2 separate regions of the Homo sapiens genome follow, and region 1 is linked to region 2. The links are chromatin loops, found by intact Hi-C in ENCODE. Cell type or tissue: heart right ventricle. All regions are shown on one strand.

Region 1 (8,000 bases), 520 kb after region 2:
ACGCAGTGAGAAGATACTGTCTATGAACTAGAAAGTGGGTCTTCACCAGACACGGAATCTGCTGGCACTGTGATCTTGGACTTCCTAGCCCTCAGAACTGTGAGAAATAAATTTCTGCTGTTTGTAAGGCACTTGGCTTATGGTATTTTGTTACAGCAGCCTGAGCTAACACAATGTGCTCACAAAATTATCTACAGTGTTTAGATTTTTTTTTTTTTTTTTACAAACATGAATTAGTATTGGAAAAAAAATCTAAAAATATTTTTAAAAATTCAGTGGAAGAATCTGGGAAAGGGATTAGAACAAATGCTTCGGTCAGTCACAATAAGGGAAGCATCCAAGGGCGAGGTTGGGCTTACTCAGGACCATGTACAGCTGCACAGGTTGGGCACAATCTCCACATCCACAGGTGATGGATGGTCTACAACACAGGGGAACCTGAGTGTAGATGGGGCTCTTTCCAGGGAATGTCCCAGAATGAGTGGGGCCGGTCACGGGATCCCACTTCAGAGAGGTGGAGCTGTGGTGAGTGTGGTTGGGCCTCACAGGAAAACCTGCTCCTTGTGCAAGGCTTAGAGGTGCCCTTGGGACTGTTACTAGAATCCTCCATCCTGTCATAGGAAGAGCTTTGCTGAGAGTAATTGGGCTTGATGTGCAGGGAAGGACCCTGGGGAAGTAATTCAGTTTATCAAGCCCGAGGGGAAGTGACTGGCTGGACAGTTTGGGACACCTGAGAAGGCACAGATGGGCCACTTGCCCAGGGACAGCTGTACAGAGTGGGAGCCTCAGAGGGTGCTGTTGGGCCTGCCACTCTTGAAAAGGCTGTGGGAGAACTTAAGCTGACAAATGGGGTCCGGAGAGATCTGCCACCAAAAGGAAGCTTCCCTGACTGGGCCTGCCACCGCAACCCACCCCTTATGGTGTTCTGTTTTCCCCCACATGGAAGGCTGGGAAGGTGGGTGGCTGGGGCAAGAGATGGAGATAGACAGAGAAGCAAAGGCGGTGCTCCTTGTCCTTACCCTGATACTCCAGCTTGAATCCTGGCCGATTCTGGGAGTGGTCGCTGTGGAAATACACGGTGGTCTCGTGGGACGTGGAGAGGAGGGAGCTTGGAAGCTCGCTTCCACTGAATCTTCCCATCATGCGGCTGGTCTCATAGGGGCCATTCCGGATTTCTATGTAGTCGTGGTTGGGCTCGGTGGAGAAGTTCAGGAACTGGATGTGAGCTCCTGGGAGCAAGACAGAGGCAGACAGTGCCCAAAGCAACACAGTCCTGCCTCAAGTGTGCTGCCTCATGAAAGCAGCTCCTGCCAGAGCCATGAGTCCCTGCTACTGATTTCCCACCCAGCCAAGGCTCCTAGAACTGGCTTTGGGAATTGCCCGTCCAGCCAAGTCTCTTGTCTTTGACAGGGCTGAACTTAAAAGTGTATTATTCATTCAAAAATAAAGGCATCAGTCATTTCAGAGCTCCACTGGAGTTCATTTTATTTTGTTGAAAACAAAGTTCAGGGTCAACACTTGTTTAAATTTATGATTCATATGTCCAATATCAGCATAAAGATAGTTTTGCTAGAATAAACTTTTCATTTAAAAATAACACCCCCAATACTTAATCAAAAGACAAGACCTTCAATACTGCTGTTTTCTAGAACTCTTATGATAATTCAGAAACGTAGGGCTTAGAAGTATACATTGTCCCCTCTGTTCCATAAAGAAGCCAAATAAAGTTTCTACTTTGGGATCTTAGTGAGTTAATCAAGACATTCTAGCAACCTGACAGGTTAAATAAATCTAATTAAGTTCTTAATGTACATAGTAATATACTCTTTCAAGAACGAAGGTGGGAACATTTATGTTTGTTTACTGATAAGATTTTTCAAAATTAGATCACCATGGAAAATGTTATTGAAGAAATATATTTACTGAGCATAGGAAAAAGCCCATATTGCATTGATAATTGTAAAAATCAGATGACAAATAGTATGCTGTATACAATTCTAATTTTTGTATTATAAAACATGGAAGAATATTAATTTGCCTGCTAGGAATATTTGCTGGGCATTTGCTGTACATCAGGGCTGTGCTAGGCATTGTACAGGATGAGCAAGATCAAGAAGGTCCTTGTCTTCATGAGACTTACATGGTAACGCTGGGAGACTAAGCCATTAGTGATTATCGCTGCACGATGAGATTATAGATGGATTTTCATTTTTAAAATTGGCTTATCTGTGCTATCAAATAAGCTCAGAATAAGCACGAGTATAATTCTTTTTGCATCTGATCATTTAAAGAATAAAATAAAGACTCGACACTTAATGTTGAAGATCTTTCATCTCCTGCCCTGTTCCATTCCTTTCCTGCCCTCCACAGAAGCAATCACATGAATTTGGAAGCTATCCTTCCAGTTCATGGTTTTGGATTCTTAAATATGTATCTGGGTTTATGTGTTTTCAAGATTTACATAAATGATATTATACTGTACATACAGTTTTTTACATAATATTGTGTTTTTCAAGGTCTATCCATGTTAATATACAAAAATATAGTTCATTCATTTTAACTGCATGTTAATTCCATTTTATGAATTATCCAACCATACAGTTCACTCCCCAACTCATGAACATGCAGATTGTTTCCAAGTTGCAGATAATTTTGTGATGGTTTTTTTTTTTTTTTTTGAGACAGAGTCTTGTTCGGTCGCCCGGGCTGGAGTGCAGTGGCACGATCTTGGCTCACTGCAAGCTCCGCCTCCCGGGTTCACACCATTCTCCTGCCTCAGCCTCCCAAGTAGCTGGGACTACAGGCACCCGCCACCAGGCCCAGCTAATTTTTTGTATTTTAGTAGAGACGGGTTTTCACCGTGTTAGGCTGTGATGACATCTTTGTATACATTATCTGAGGAGCCTGTGCTTTCCATTCCACTGCCCAGGCATCGTCCCCTCATATAGGAGCCCTGCGGGCTGCAGGCCCACAGAAGGGGCTCTTTAAGGATGGCGGAATTTCTGACTTGAACTCCAAGGAAAGAACTGGACTGTGACCGCCATCTAGTGGAGCAGCATGTAGCTGCAGCAGCTCTTTACACGCTGAGACCAGGTACCAAGTTAGGGACCTCGGCAGAATCCAACATTAACTTGAAAGCAAGGGATCCCGGGCCTTTGCAACTGGACCCAGCAGTAGCTTCTTCCCTGAAACCTGAATTAGCACCCAGAATTTAGAGGTGAAAATGGTGGCTGAACATAAGGACTTACAGGGAAAGCCACCTCATTCAAACTTCTGTTTGCCTTTGGATGTTGCCCTCCCCACCTTCTATCATCTTGGTTCTGCCTCAAGACTGGATGCAGAGGTACAGGGTCTCCCAGATCCTCTTAATGTCTCAAAGTCTGGAGTCTCCTAAGACTGCCGAGGGCGTCATCGCTTTGCTCCCAGTTTCCTTCAGAAGATGGTACTGAACACCCAGTTTCCTTCAGAAGATGGTACTGAACAGAAAATAACATCTTTCAGAGGGCCACCAAGCTCTCTCCTCCCCTCCAACCGGATTTAGAGAAGGCCAGTTAGACTGCTTTCTCCCAAAAGCCCCTTCCCTAATCTCTAATCACACTCCAGGCTGAATAATGAAGGATAAAATGGGAGATCTTCATTTCTGAGGCTCACAGACTGGCATTCAGGGCTATGCAGGCATAATCCCCTTGGGACATTTCATTCCTAGAAGCAGTGCAATGGCTTGGGCAAGATGACCCGTGCGTACGGCCCATCAGTTCCATGTCAGCACAAAGCCCTCATCCCTTCAACAGAGACATTTGGGTTAAATGATATTCCCAGTGCATAATATGTGGATCACCAGCAATTACATTTTGTACCCACACTGATGTCCTCCACACCCTGACAACCTCCCATGCCTAGCATACTCCAGCTCCAAAAACAAAACAAAACAAAAATAACCCCCCAAAACCAAAAAAACAACCTTCCCAGTCTCTAGGCCAGCTAGAATGTGCATACGAAGAAGAATGCAAACTCGATTTCTCATTGATTTGGCTCAATTTAATTAGGATGATAAATTAGACACTGGGGTTAAAAGTACAACTTGAGGTCCAGTCTCTGTACGACAGATTTCCGCCCCACCCCCGCCTTTTTTTTTAAGTCCCTGAGTAATTTATTTTTATTTTTTATTTTTAATATCAAGTGATACAGTGTTAGTTAGGTATAATCCGAGTAATTTCTCATTCCACATTCCTGGATTTTAGTTTATGGCTCAAATAATAATAATGGCAACCCCTAAGATTTTTCTCCCCCCTATATGTTAATCTCTGCCATTCTTAATTGGTCTTCACAATTGTACAAGAGGTCAACAGATGAGAAAACAGAGAGGCAGAGTACTAAACAGACTTGGCCCAAGTTTGTGCTAAGAGATTTTGGCGGACAGTAGTTTTAAGCTCAAGGGTCTGGGCTTGAAGCCTGTCTCCTCTGGGGGCTGCAGAGACTTACCAAAGCCCACGGGCAGTGCTATTTTCCAGGAGCAGTCCATGTTACTGGGGTAGTTGCCTGGGAAGCCGGGGCTCAGGATCACCCCCTCCATCTCCTCCACTGTTCCCCCACACTGTGCTGTGACAATGAGATGAGACAGAGGGTCAGGACAACATCAAGGGGTGTACAGGGCCCTGCCAATGTTTGGAAGCTCCCTTCAAGCAGCAGTTTTTAAGCTTTCATGAGTCATATAGCCCCTTGAGAATCCAAAGGAATCTTCTTAAAAGACTAAGCCCACGGGCAACATTCAATATGTACATTCAGGAAGGGAGGTACATTCTAGGACAGCCTAAAAGTCCACAAACCCAAGTTATGGACTCTTGACCTTGAACATGCCCTTCACAGGTCAGTTCCCTGGTGAGGATGTCCAGGAAAAGTGAGGAAGTTCTGTGCCAAAAGAAGTCCAACCATTTCTTACCGTATCCCCCAAATCTCCCTCTCCTCACTGCCCAATCTACTCTTTCAAGACTGCAGAAAAAGGATGAAGGAAGGGGACTGGCATGCATCAAGTCCCCACTCTGTGCCCGGCACCATGCCAGGCTCTTCTCAAATATATATTTCAGGGGGCAGGGTGGGCGGCAGGGGAGGCTCACCACGAGCCCATCCTCAGAAAAGTGACGGTGATCAGCATCCCACAGGAGCCAACCACCAGGCTGTCTGAGTGACCCAGGGGCTTAGGGACATCTGATATGCCAATCAAGGTGAATTCAGAGTCATCTGAGGATGCAGGGCTGGGGCACCCCTGCAGTCTGGTCAGTTGACATCAGTTCTTTTCTTTTGCATCTTATTAGGAAAAGGTTGTGTGAACAGAAAGGGGCTAGCCAGTCTTAGAGACCCAGGGAAAGGATCATAGAACAGGGATTGGCAGGTCCAGGCAAGTGCTTTCTGGGGAGAGGACAGCTTGGCAAACAGACCCGAAAACAGTGCAGAGTAGGCTCCAGCCTCGACTGCCTGTGTCACAATCCCACCTTCACTTCCGATGGGACCGTGGGCAAGTTCAAAACCCTCCAGAACTCGGTTTCCCACAACTGTAAAATGGAACTAGTGACAGCACCCTTCTAATGGGGTTGTTGTGAGGTCATATCAGAAAGGACTGCATTTACTTGGGACAAGGCTGGCACATGTTGTAAACCCCTAATGAACAGCAGCTGCCGTTAAATGAATGGTTTCCATAGCAAGGTCTTTGTAGTCTCTAATGGGGGAAAGTGCCTTGGGCTGACCGTTCACATTTCTGACCTGCTCCACAGATGCCTATGCCCTACACCGTGGTGAAACCACAGAAGAGAAATGCCATCGTGCTTGAGTGTCACTCCCTTACCTCCCTGCCCCAAGGTCAGCCTTGAGGGGCACCTCACAATCGACTGGGCACCAGAGAACCTTAGGTTTCCGTTCCTGACTCTGCCACTTCCTTTTTAATCCTAAAAGACTGAGATTTCCTGTTTGCAAATTGAGGGTAATGGTACCTCCCCTGCAGGGCTGATCTGAGGAAATATGAAGCTCCATGCCTAGCATATAGTAGATATTAAATAAATGTGCCTTTCTTCTTTGCCTAACTGGACCAGAAGCTTCTGAAGGGGAGATGCTGTCTTTTCTTGTGTCTGCTGATCTGCTCATCACTGCCGTAGCACAGGGTAAGGGACGAAGCCAAGTCCTTGTTTCGCACGTAGCCCTCAGCATTTCTTTTCCTTTTTTCTTGTCTTTCGTTTTTTTTTTGGGACGGAGTTGTGCTCTATCACCCAGGCTGGAGTACAGTGGTGCAGTCTCAGCTCACTGCAACCTCCGCCTCCTGGGTTCAAGTGATTCTCCTGCCTCAGCCTCCTGAGTAGCTGAGATTACAAGTGTGTGCCACCACATCTGCCTAATTTTTGTATTTTTAGTAGAGATGGGGTTTCACCATGTTGGCCAGGCTGGTCTCGAACTCCTGACTTCAAGTGATCCGCCTGACTCGGCCTCCCAAAGTGCTGGGATTACAGGCATGAGCCACTGCACCCGGCCAACCTCATCATTTCTTTATTAGATTTGTCTGTCTGTCCCACAAGAAGTCACGGGGGAAGCCCAAAGTGCCTAGAAATTCCATCTGGGATCTGGTTGATTAACTAGAGCCAGAACGGTCATCATCATGTTTTCAAATGGGCAGACCTCCTGTAACTTTTCATTTGGTGGGGCAGAGTTTCCAAAAGTGATGACTGCATTAAATGGGAGTTAGAGATTATAAAAACATCAGTTTAAAATGACTGACTTGGAACAAATCCAGAATATCAAACTTTCTTCTGATTTGAACTTGAACTCAATGATACACTACTGAGCTAAGATCCCTGAGAGAAAATTGGTTGGAATGAATTGTAAAGTCTGGGCTGTCTTACCAATACAGAGTGGAGGAGGGTAGTTCCATCGCCGCACTGTTCCGGGCATGCAGGAGATGTGGGCGTGGCCCTGGAGGAATCAGGAACAGGGATGGGCTAGCTGTCCCCGTGGGCACAATTGTATGTACAACCAGGGGCTGTACAGGGGTCTGGTTCAGGGGCCTCATGTTAAGGAACAAGATACACAAAGACACACAGATCCACTGTGGGATGGGAGTGAGGTAGAGGGAGAGAGAATTTGGGGAAGGACAATTATTAACAACGATTACTAAAGAATTCTCATTATTAGAGGTTTCCTTGTGAGAGTCCTTTAATTACTAAATTCCCTGATGGCCTTCAAAGGGAAATTAAATTTCCCTAAAGCCGAATCAAACCCAACTTTGCAGGAACACATTGGAGGTTGGCTTGTGCCAAATTGTTAAAGTCAGCAGAGTTTATCTTTTGCATGAACAGCTCCAGGAGAGGATAATGGTACCCGGGGGACCTGGGGGCTGCTCCCTGTTCTTTGGTGACTGTAGCTCTGCTGGTGTAAGGCTGGCCAACCACATCTCAGGGGACACCTGTTTCCTGCTCTAGGGTGTCAGGGGAGGTACCTGGAGGGCATATCCCGGCTCACACTGGAAAGACACCACATCATTCACCAAGTAGCGCTCGCCAGTCTTCACCCCGTTACTGGGCACAGCAGGTTCCGGACAACTGCTCAGGCCCACCGCTAGACAAGACAGAGACAGAAGGAAAGGAGAATGGACTAGCCCAGCAGGTCAACGTGGCGGTAGGCTGGGGTGAGATGCTGGTGGCAGGGAGAAGGGGTGCTTCTAATTTGTGCTTTCTCTCATCCTGTAGGCTAGTTCTTCCCAACTCTCTTCACCTTGCAGCACACAGAGAAAAAGAGTATATTTACATGGCACGGAGGCTCAACAGACCAAAGCTCCTTGAGAAGGTGGGTGTGATCCCAGGGGATGCTGGCTGTCCTGTCCACTCACTGAGCTCTTAGCTAGGGGGCTTAGCTAGGGAGACTTCTCTGCATGCTCTCCTCCCACATCCCTCCTGCTTCTTACTCTTAACTCCCCTCTGTCTTCCTTACCCTAAGAAGACAGATCCTGTGGGCTAAGACAG
Region 2 (8,000 bases):
GAACACAGTTGCTGTCGTCATCATCATCATCATCATTTGTTCATATCATTAATGCAGCAATCAGGTGCCCACAGGTTCTAGAGTAAAGGGGATGAAGAGGAGGCCCCAAGAGGAGCAGGGCTGAGCCCGCACACCCTGCACACCCAGTGCAGGGCCGTGCACAGAGTAGGCCTTTGGAGTGGGGTGATCTCTGTCCAAAAGATCCTTGGTCTGGTGGACTTTCTAATACACCAGCAGTGCTTTTGTTATTTATTAAGCTGACAAATAAAAATTGTATATATTTATGGTGTACAACATGATGTTTTGATATATGTATACGTTGTGGAATGGTTAACAAGCTAATTAGGCATTAACTCACATACTTACCTTTTTTTGTGGTGAGAACCCCTAAGGTCTATTCTTTAGCAATTTCCAAGTGTACCATATATTGTTATTAACTATAGTCACCATGATGTACATTAGATCTCTTGAACTTAATTCTCCTGACTAAAACTTTGTATCCTTTGACCAACTTCTTCCCACTGCCCCCTCGCCATTGACCCGAGCCCTTGGCAACCACCATTCTATGCTGCTTCTCTGAGTTTGACATTTTTAGATTCCACATATAAGTGAGATCATGCATGTTTGTCTTTCTGTGCCTGGCTTATTTCACTTAACATGATGTCCTTCAGGCTCATCCATGTTGCTGCAAATGACAGGATTTCCTGCATTTTTAAGGTTGAATAATATTCCATTGTGTATGTGGACCACATTTTCTTTATCTGTTCATCTGTGATGGACACTTAGGTGGCTTGCGTATCTTGGCGATTGTGGATAATGCTGCACTGAACATGGGAGTGCAGATATCTCTTTTACATATTGACTTCCTTTCCTTTGGATGTATACCCAGTATTGGATTGCTGGATCATATGGTAGTTGGTAGTTCTATTTTTTGAGATGGAGTCTGGCTCTGTCACCCAGGCTAGAGTGCAGTGATGTGATCTCGGCTCACTCCAGCCTCCGCCTCCTGGGTTCAAGTGAGTCTCCTGCCTCAGCCTCCTGAGTAGCTGGAACTACAGGCATGTACTACCAAGCCTGGCTAATTTTTGTATTTTTGGTAGAGATGGGGTTTTGCCATGTTTCCCAGGCTGGTCTCAAGCTCCTGGCCTCAAGTGATCTGCCCACCTCAGCCTCCCAAAGTGTTGGGGTTACAGGCGTGAGCCACTGCGCCCTGTCCTATTTTCAGTTTTTTTTTTGAGGAACCTCCATACTGTTTTCCAAGTAATATTTAAACATTTAAATTTGCCAGGAAAATGTGTCAGAAGCCTGTTGTCAGGGCTACCATGAGTCCATATAATGCCTTTGTGTAAATTAGAAAATGTACCCTTTCCTTAAGACAATTAATTGTTATAATAAATATACTGATTTTCTTAGAATGAGATGCTTTACTGCCAGGAAGTTTTAATAAATATACAAATCTACTCTGTATTCATTCTGAATGGGAACTCCCCACCCCCAGGATTGTTCAGTGTACCACCCGCATGGCTGTACATGGCAGCCCTGCTTATCAAAGAATGGTGAATCCATGTAAGTCCTGATATCTATGTATCTGTTGTCTTAGAGCAAGGCCCACTGTTATGGGCCTCCCTATGCATAGCTATGACTTTGCCCTCATCTGTGCTTCCTTGGGCTCCGTGGGCTAGCAGGCCCTGGTGCCTCCTTACAACCACCTTTGGGGCCCCATAGGCAGAGATGGAGTTGGTCCAGCATATTGGAATCCCTGCCAGTAAGATCATCTGCGCCAACCCCTGTAAGCAAATTGCACAGATCAAATATGCTGCCAAGCATGGGATCCAGCTGCTGAGCTTTGACAATGAGATGGAGCTGGCAAAGGTGGTAAAGAGCCACCCCAGTGCCAAGTAAGCTGAGAACCACTCATGGGGAGGCTGGGCTGTGGGGAGCCTGGGCTGTGGGGAGCCTGGGCTGTGGGGAGGCTGGGCTGTGGGGAGGCTGGGCTGAGGGAAGGCTGGGCTTCAGAGTGAAGGGGGGGGTGGGGTGAGGGGGTGGAGCTGGGGCAGGTCACCCTGTCCTGGACCCAGCCACAGTTGCAGGAGGTTGGGGCAGGTACTCCTGGACTGAACCCAGGATGCTAGGGTCTAGCTAGAACAAAGGCAGAAATAACTGGTTAAAGCCCTAGGCAGAGTGAGACCCATGTGTTATGGAGGCCAAAGTCACAGGCTTGAGAGAGTCGAGGGAGTGGTCAGGAAGGCTCCACGGAGGAAGTGGCATTTGAAGCAGGCCTTGAGGAATGAATAGAATTTGGAGGGGGCATAAATAGTGAACTGCGTAAGCAAATGCATTGAGGTTGGAAACAGCATGGGACATTCAAGCGTAAGCAGAAACTTAGTGTGGCTGACGCATGCTATGTGTAGGGGGTGAAGGAGATCCTGGTCGGGGGCGGGGAGCCGATGCAAATGGACTTTCGAAGGGGTCAGGGCTGGACGTTTTGCTCTGGCTGTGCCTTTTACATGATTACTGGACACCCTTGGACTTCCCAGGAGGGGCCTTGGGGTGAAGGGGGTGGCCAGGTGATGGGCCACTCCAGTCCATCCAAAGCAGCTTCCATCGTATTAATGGGTTCTCCTTAAGGCTTTGTTTAAAAATGGTTCCTCTCATACACGACAAGTTTGAAAGCTCTAACTGGTGTGGAGACTGATTTGGAGGGACTGGAGCTGCCCCAGGAGAGTTGGTGAGGTCTGGACCAGGGCGCAGGGGCTGCAGGAATGGGTCAGGGACATTTAGAGAATGGATTGGACAGGACTTGAAGGTTGATTGGCTGTGTAGGGAGAGGGAGGGGTCAGGGAGCCTGTGGGGTTGGGTGGCTCTGAGCCATGTAGCTCACAGCCCTTGATTGAGAGATGTGGCTGGGGTGGGGCGACAGGGTTTGTCCAGCAGAGGGGCACTGCGTGTCTCATCAGGATGGTTCTGTGCATTGCTACCGATGACTCCCACTCCCTGAGCTGCCTGAGCCTAAAGTTTGGAGTGTCACTGAAATCCTGCAGACACCTGCTTGAAAATGCGAAGAAGCACCATGTGGAGGTGGTGGGTGTGAGGTGAGCACTGGGAACCCCTGCCATCCCCTCCCACACCAGGCTCCCTGCCTCTTTCCCAGGAATTAATTCTATATGAGACCTTCCCCAGGGCCTCTGAGTAGGGCCTGTCCCTGGGCCTGGAATTCTTCCATTTGAGAATTTCCTCTGTTTGAAAAGGAAGTTTAGAAGGGTCCCTTCCCCAGTCCCAGGGTCCCCAGAAGGTCTTGTCCCAGGAAGTTCCATCCAGAGACCTGGCTTTGAGGGAGTCTTACCAGCCTGTAGGACAAAGGTTTTGCAGCTACACTCTTGAGGGGCCTCTTTTCTTTTCTTTCTTTCTTTTTTTTTTTTTTTTTGAGATAGGGTCTCACTCTGTCACCTAGGCTGGAGTGCAGTGGCATGATCATGGTTTTCTGCAGCCTTGAGCTCCCAGGCTCAAGCAATTCTCTCTCCCGCCTCAGCCTCCCAAGTAGCTGTGACCACAGGCGTGCATTACCACACCTGACTAATTTTTATTTGTTGTAGAGATGGGGTCTCACTTTATTGCTCAAGCTGGTCTCAAAGTCTTGGGCTCAAGCAATCCTTTTGCCTTGGCCTCCCAAAGTGCTGGGATTACAGGTGTGAGCCACTGCACCCAGCTGTGTGCCTCTTTTCTTACAGGGATATGGAAGGAGTAATAATGAACTACCTAATGAACAATGAACTACCTAATATAGGGCTTCATTTATTCTGTACTTAGGTGTGCCAGGTGCTGTGCTAAGTGCTTCATGCACATTCTCTCAGCCTTGTGTGGTGTGGGTCTTGTCCCCGCATTATAGGTGGGGAAACTAAAACAAAGCTGAGTAAGCTGCCAAGGCCACCCTGCTGACTGGGAGGCACAGCCAGATCTGGTTGACTTGGGGGTCCTGGCTCTCATCCCAGAAGGAGGGATGGGAGGAGCACCAAGTGCCAGGAGCCCTTGGATCAAGCCTCCTGTCCACTTCTCCCTTGCCATATGGCCCTTGGCAACCCATTGAACATTTCAGGACCTTGGTCACTGCATCTGTAAAATGGGCACAGTGTCTCATGTGCCTGCCCAATGTCATTCTTGGCTGGGGCTCAGGTGGTGGCACTTGGAGCCCTGCATGTCAGCCGAGGCTCTTCCTCTCTTCCCAGTTTTCACATTGGCAGTGGCTGTCCTGACCCTCAGGCCTATGCTCAGTCCATCGCAGACGCCCGGCTCGTGTTTGAAATGGGCACCGAGCTGGGTCACAAGATGCACGTTCTGGACCTTGGTGGTGGCTTCCCTGGCACAGAAGGGGCCAAAGTGAGATTTGAAGAGGTAACCCTGGAGCTGGGAGTGTCATGCTGGGCTCTATGGCGGGGAGGATAGGGAGGGATTAGATGATCGGAGGGAGACCACCGTGCGTGGGTCCTATGCACTGCATGCAGTGCTTGGTGCTTACCTGGGTGATCTCACTGCTTATTAACCCTGTGCTACAGCTGAGCAAGCCAAGGCTCACAGAGGTTACATTGCTTCCTGAGCCCAAAGCAGAACCTGGTTCTGCCTGCCATGCACTTCAGCCAATTGGAGGCATAACCAGGACACATTTACATAAGTCGTAAGGCTCTTTAAGGGGCGGGATAGGCCTCTTCACCCTAAGGTGGGCTGATGAGATATCGGGTGGGGAGGCAGGGAAACGAAAACCAACCTTTGGTCTGCTGCCTGTCCATTCTCTTCCTCTATTCCCTTTTCCTTACCCACTGTGAGGTGAAGTTAAGAAAAATGTGTCCTAGCAGTTCCCACTCCAACCACTAGAGGTCGCCTCTTCTTGGAAGGCGCCTCCTTCGGGAATACCGACATGTAGGAATTGACCTTACAGAAATGATTTGGGATAGTCTCAAAGAATTTGCCTCAAAGATGACTGTTCTAGCTTTGTTCCTAACAGAAGTCCAGTGGACTTCCCTGGTCCATCTAATACTCAGGATTTGTTAAATTATGGTACATCCTTTTGATGAAAACACTTCCTTAATGTGGGGAGGTCGTTCACAGTCTATTAAGTAAAACAGGTTCCAAAAACATATACAGAGACCTACCATGGTTATAATAAAAAATAGCGTTTGTATAAAAAATAATTAAAGACACTACTCCAAAAAGTTAACAATAATTAGATTCATCTAGTTGATAGACTTTGGAGTGACTTTTATCTTCTTTTTCCTTTTCTGTATTTTCTGAATTTTCTGTAATCAAGTATATTACAGTTGACCTTTGAACAACGCAGAGCTTAGGAGCACCGACCCCCTACACACTACAAAATCTGCATATAACTTTTGATTCCCCTAAAACTTAGCTACTATAGCCTACTGTTGACAAGAAGCCTTGCTGATAACATAAACAGCCGATTAACAGATATTTTATGTGTGATATGTATTATATACTGTATTCTTACAATAAAGTAAGCTAGAGGAAATAATTTTTTTTTTGAGACAGAGTCTCACTCTATCACCCAGGCGTGAGTGCAGTGGCACAATCTTGGCTCACTGCAACCTCCGTCTCCTGGGTTCAAGAGATTCTCGTGTCTCAGCCTCCCAAGTAGCTAGGATTACAGGTGCAAGCCACCATGCTCAGCTATTTTTTGTATTTTTAGTAGAGACGGGGTTTCACCATGTTGGCCAGGCTGGTCTCGAATTCCTGACCTCAAGTGATCTGCCCACTTCAGCCTCCCAAAGTTCTGGGATTACAGGCATGAGCCACCATGCCTGGCCAGAAATAAAATATTATTAAGAAAATTATAAGGAAGGGAAAATGTATTTACTATTCATTAAGTGGAAGTGGATCATCATAAAGGTCTTTGTCCTCATTGTCTTCAAGTTGAGAAAGCTGTGGAGGAGGAGCAGGAAGAGGAGGGCTTGGTCTTGCTGTCTCAGGGTGGCAGAGGCAGAAGAAAATCCATGCATAAGTGGACCCACACGGTTCAAACCTGTGTTGTTTAAGGGTCAACTGTATTTAACAAACTGGTTATTTATGAAAGAAAGATCCACATCAGGGCTTCTGGAATCTGAGTACCAAGTGTGATATGAAGAGGACTCCTTCCCATTGTGGGGCCATGGAGGAGGGTGATTTACACAAGCACGAGGCTCTCTACCCAGCTCTGTCCCCCTCCTACCTTCTTGGCCAGCTGTCCACAGTTATCAGCTGGGGCCTTAGCAGCTGCCAAATCCTTCTTCCGGAAATCAAAGCAGCTTTCAAGAAATAGACTTGGAGCTGTAGCAAGTCTTCAGCATAAAGCCCACATTTCAAACACATAATTGTCTCCCCATTCTCCTCCTACCAGATTGCTTCCGTGATCAACTCAGCCTTGGACCTGTACTTCCCAGAGGGCTGTGGCGTGGACATCTTTGCTGAGCTGGGGCGCTACTACGTGACCTCGGCCTTCACTGTGGCAGTCAGCATCATTGCCAAGAAGGAGGTTCTGCTAGACCAGCCTGGCAGGGAGGGTAGGTGCCAGGTGGGCAGTGGAGCCCTGTTCTCCCCTGAAGCTTCAGATAGTGGTTGGCTGAGCAGGATCTGGTTTTAGACCCAGTGGCAGAGGATGGGGGAATCTGGAGAATGAATGGGTTCTTGCTTTAGGGAAACTTTCAGTCAAGTCGCCCCACCCCAAGACATTTATTTAGCATCTTTTTTCCTAGGCATGTTCATATTTTGTGAAGATTGAGAGCAAAACAACCTTAGAGAGAATAGATACTCTGTTGACCCCATTTTACAGATGAGGAAACCGAGAACCAAAGAGAATACAAGTGAACTGCTTAATAGCTAGTAAGAGCCTGCATTTGACCCCATGTCTGTCTCCTCTCCAAAATACAGGCTCCTACTCACCCTACTGCTTCTCATAATATAATGAAAATAATTAATGACAGCTTACATTTGTTTGAGTCCACTTTACAGATGACAACATAGGCAGGGGGAGGCTGAGTCATTAGCCCAAGGTCACATGGCTGATAAGGGGCAGTGTGGGGATTCAAGTTCAGGTTAGGCTGACTCAGCGCTTCTGGGCCCACATCACCAACATCAGTGCTCTTCCCTCCCCTTCCAGATAGGTCAGGGATAGCAGCCTGTGAGTGACAGGTGTCAGGGACTCTGATCTTGAGGCTTGCCCTCTGCTCTGGGACCCTCATGCAGGGGAGCCTCAGGACTGTGCGCTTTTCCCCAGAGAGAATTCATGTGAAGGGTGGTGGGCTCCAGGTAGAATGTCCTGTGTTCGTGTGTGGCATTCTTCTGGCTTCCTTTATAGACCTGGGGGATTGTCCCGTCTGATCCAATCAAGAGACCTGGCTTCTCATTCTGGCTCATCCACTGCCCTATCATGTGCCTCTGAGCAAGTGGCTTAACCTTTTGGGGTCTTGAGTTTGGGTGGGCTGCTCTTCTGCCTTTGCTGGGGCACCTAGGGGCTCAGATGCAAGCAGGGGAGTGCATCCTGGGCAGGTTGCTTGGCTGCAGGGGTGAGTGTTCCTAACACGGCAGTGAACCCATGTCATTGGAAGGATGGCTGCTGATGGCTTTTGTTGTAGGCCTCGCCTCATGGTTGAGGAATGGGTAGCCATTTTGCTTCCTTACTGAGCCCACTGTTGTGTCAGCCCCACTACCACCCCCTCACATTGCTACTTGTGCTGCCTCTGAACCCTCCCCTCCTGCAGAGGAAAATGGTTCCACCTCCAAGACCATCGTGTACCACCTTGATGAGGGCGTGTATGGGATCTTCAACTCAGTCCTGTTTGACAACATCTGCCCTACCCCCATCCTGCAGAAGGTGAGCTTACCCCACGTGGGCCTGTTTTCAGTTGTGTGTGTGTATTTCAATAACATTTGTTGTGTTTTTATCTAATTTTTAAAAAGTCAAACATATTTATTGTCGATAATAGACAACAAGGATGACGAAGGTTATCACCCATAAT

What was found. A loop is a pair of places that touch in the nucleus more often than their neighbours do. Peaks named below come from ENCODE experiments on the same cell type or tissue, not always from the same donor. Only the 100,000 strongest peaks of a DNase experiment are listed, where the experiment ranks them.
Region 1: it touches region 2 in a loop (8-fold over the local background); 27 of 110 quality-filtered maps call a loop at or near these places.

What each region holds. Positions count from the first base shown.
Region 1 is chr1:33,610,022-33,618,021 of GRCh38, forward strand. CSMD2 (CUB and Sushi multiple domains 2) reads right to left here. Exons shown (of 71, transcript NM_001281956.2): 38 at 7,478-7,596; 39 at 6,885-6,954; 40 at 4,483-4,599; 41 at 1,020-1,229. Among named protein-coding and RNA genes, the nearest start is that of ZSCAN20, 140 kb to the left of the region's middle. In heart right ventricle, CTCF peaks have their summits at 3,044 (motif pointing left) and 3,254; a DNase peak (open chromatin) is centred at 3,040; H3K27me3 peaks cover 720 bases.
Region 2 is chr1:33,090,325-33,098,324 of GRCh38, forward strand. It overlaps AZIN2 (antizyme inhibitor 2), which reads left to right. Exons shown (of 12, transcript NM_052998.4): 6 at 1,726-1,898; 7 at 2,958-3,092; 8 at 4,224-4,389; 9 at 6,383-6,545; 10 at 7,743-7,855. Among named protein-coding and RNA genes, the nearest start is that of AZIN2, 13 kb to the left of the region's middle. RefSeq lists an enhancer at 1,974-2,631. In heart right ventricle, a CTCF peak has its summit at 4,861 (motif pointing right); a DNase peak (open chromatin) is centred at 4,844; H3K27ac peaks cover 1,087 bases.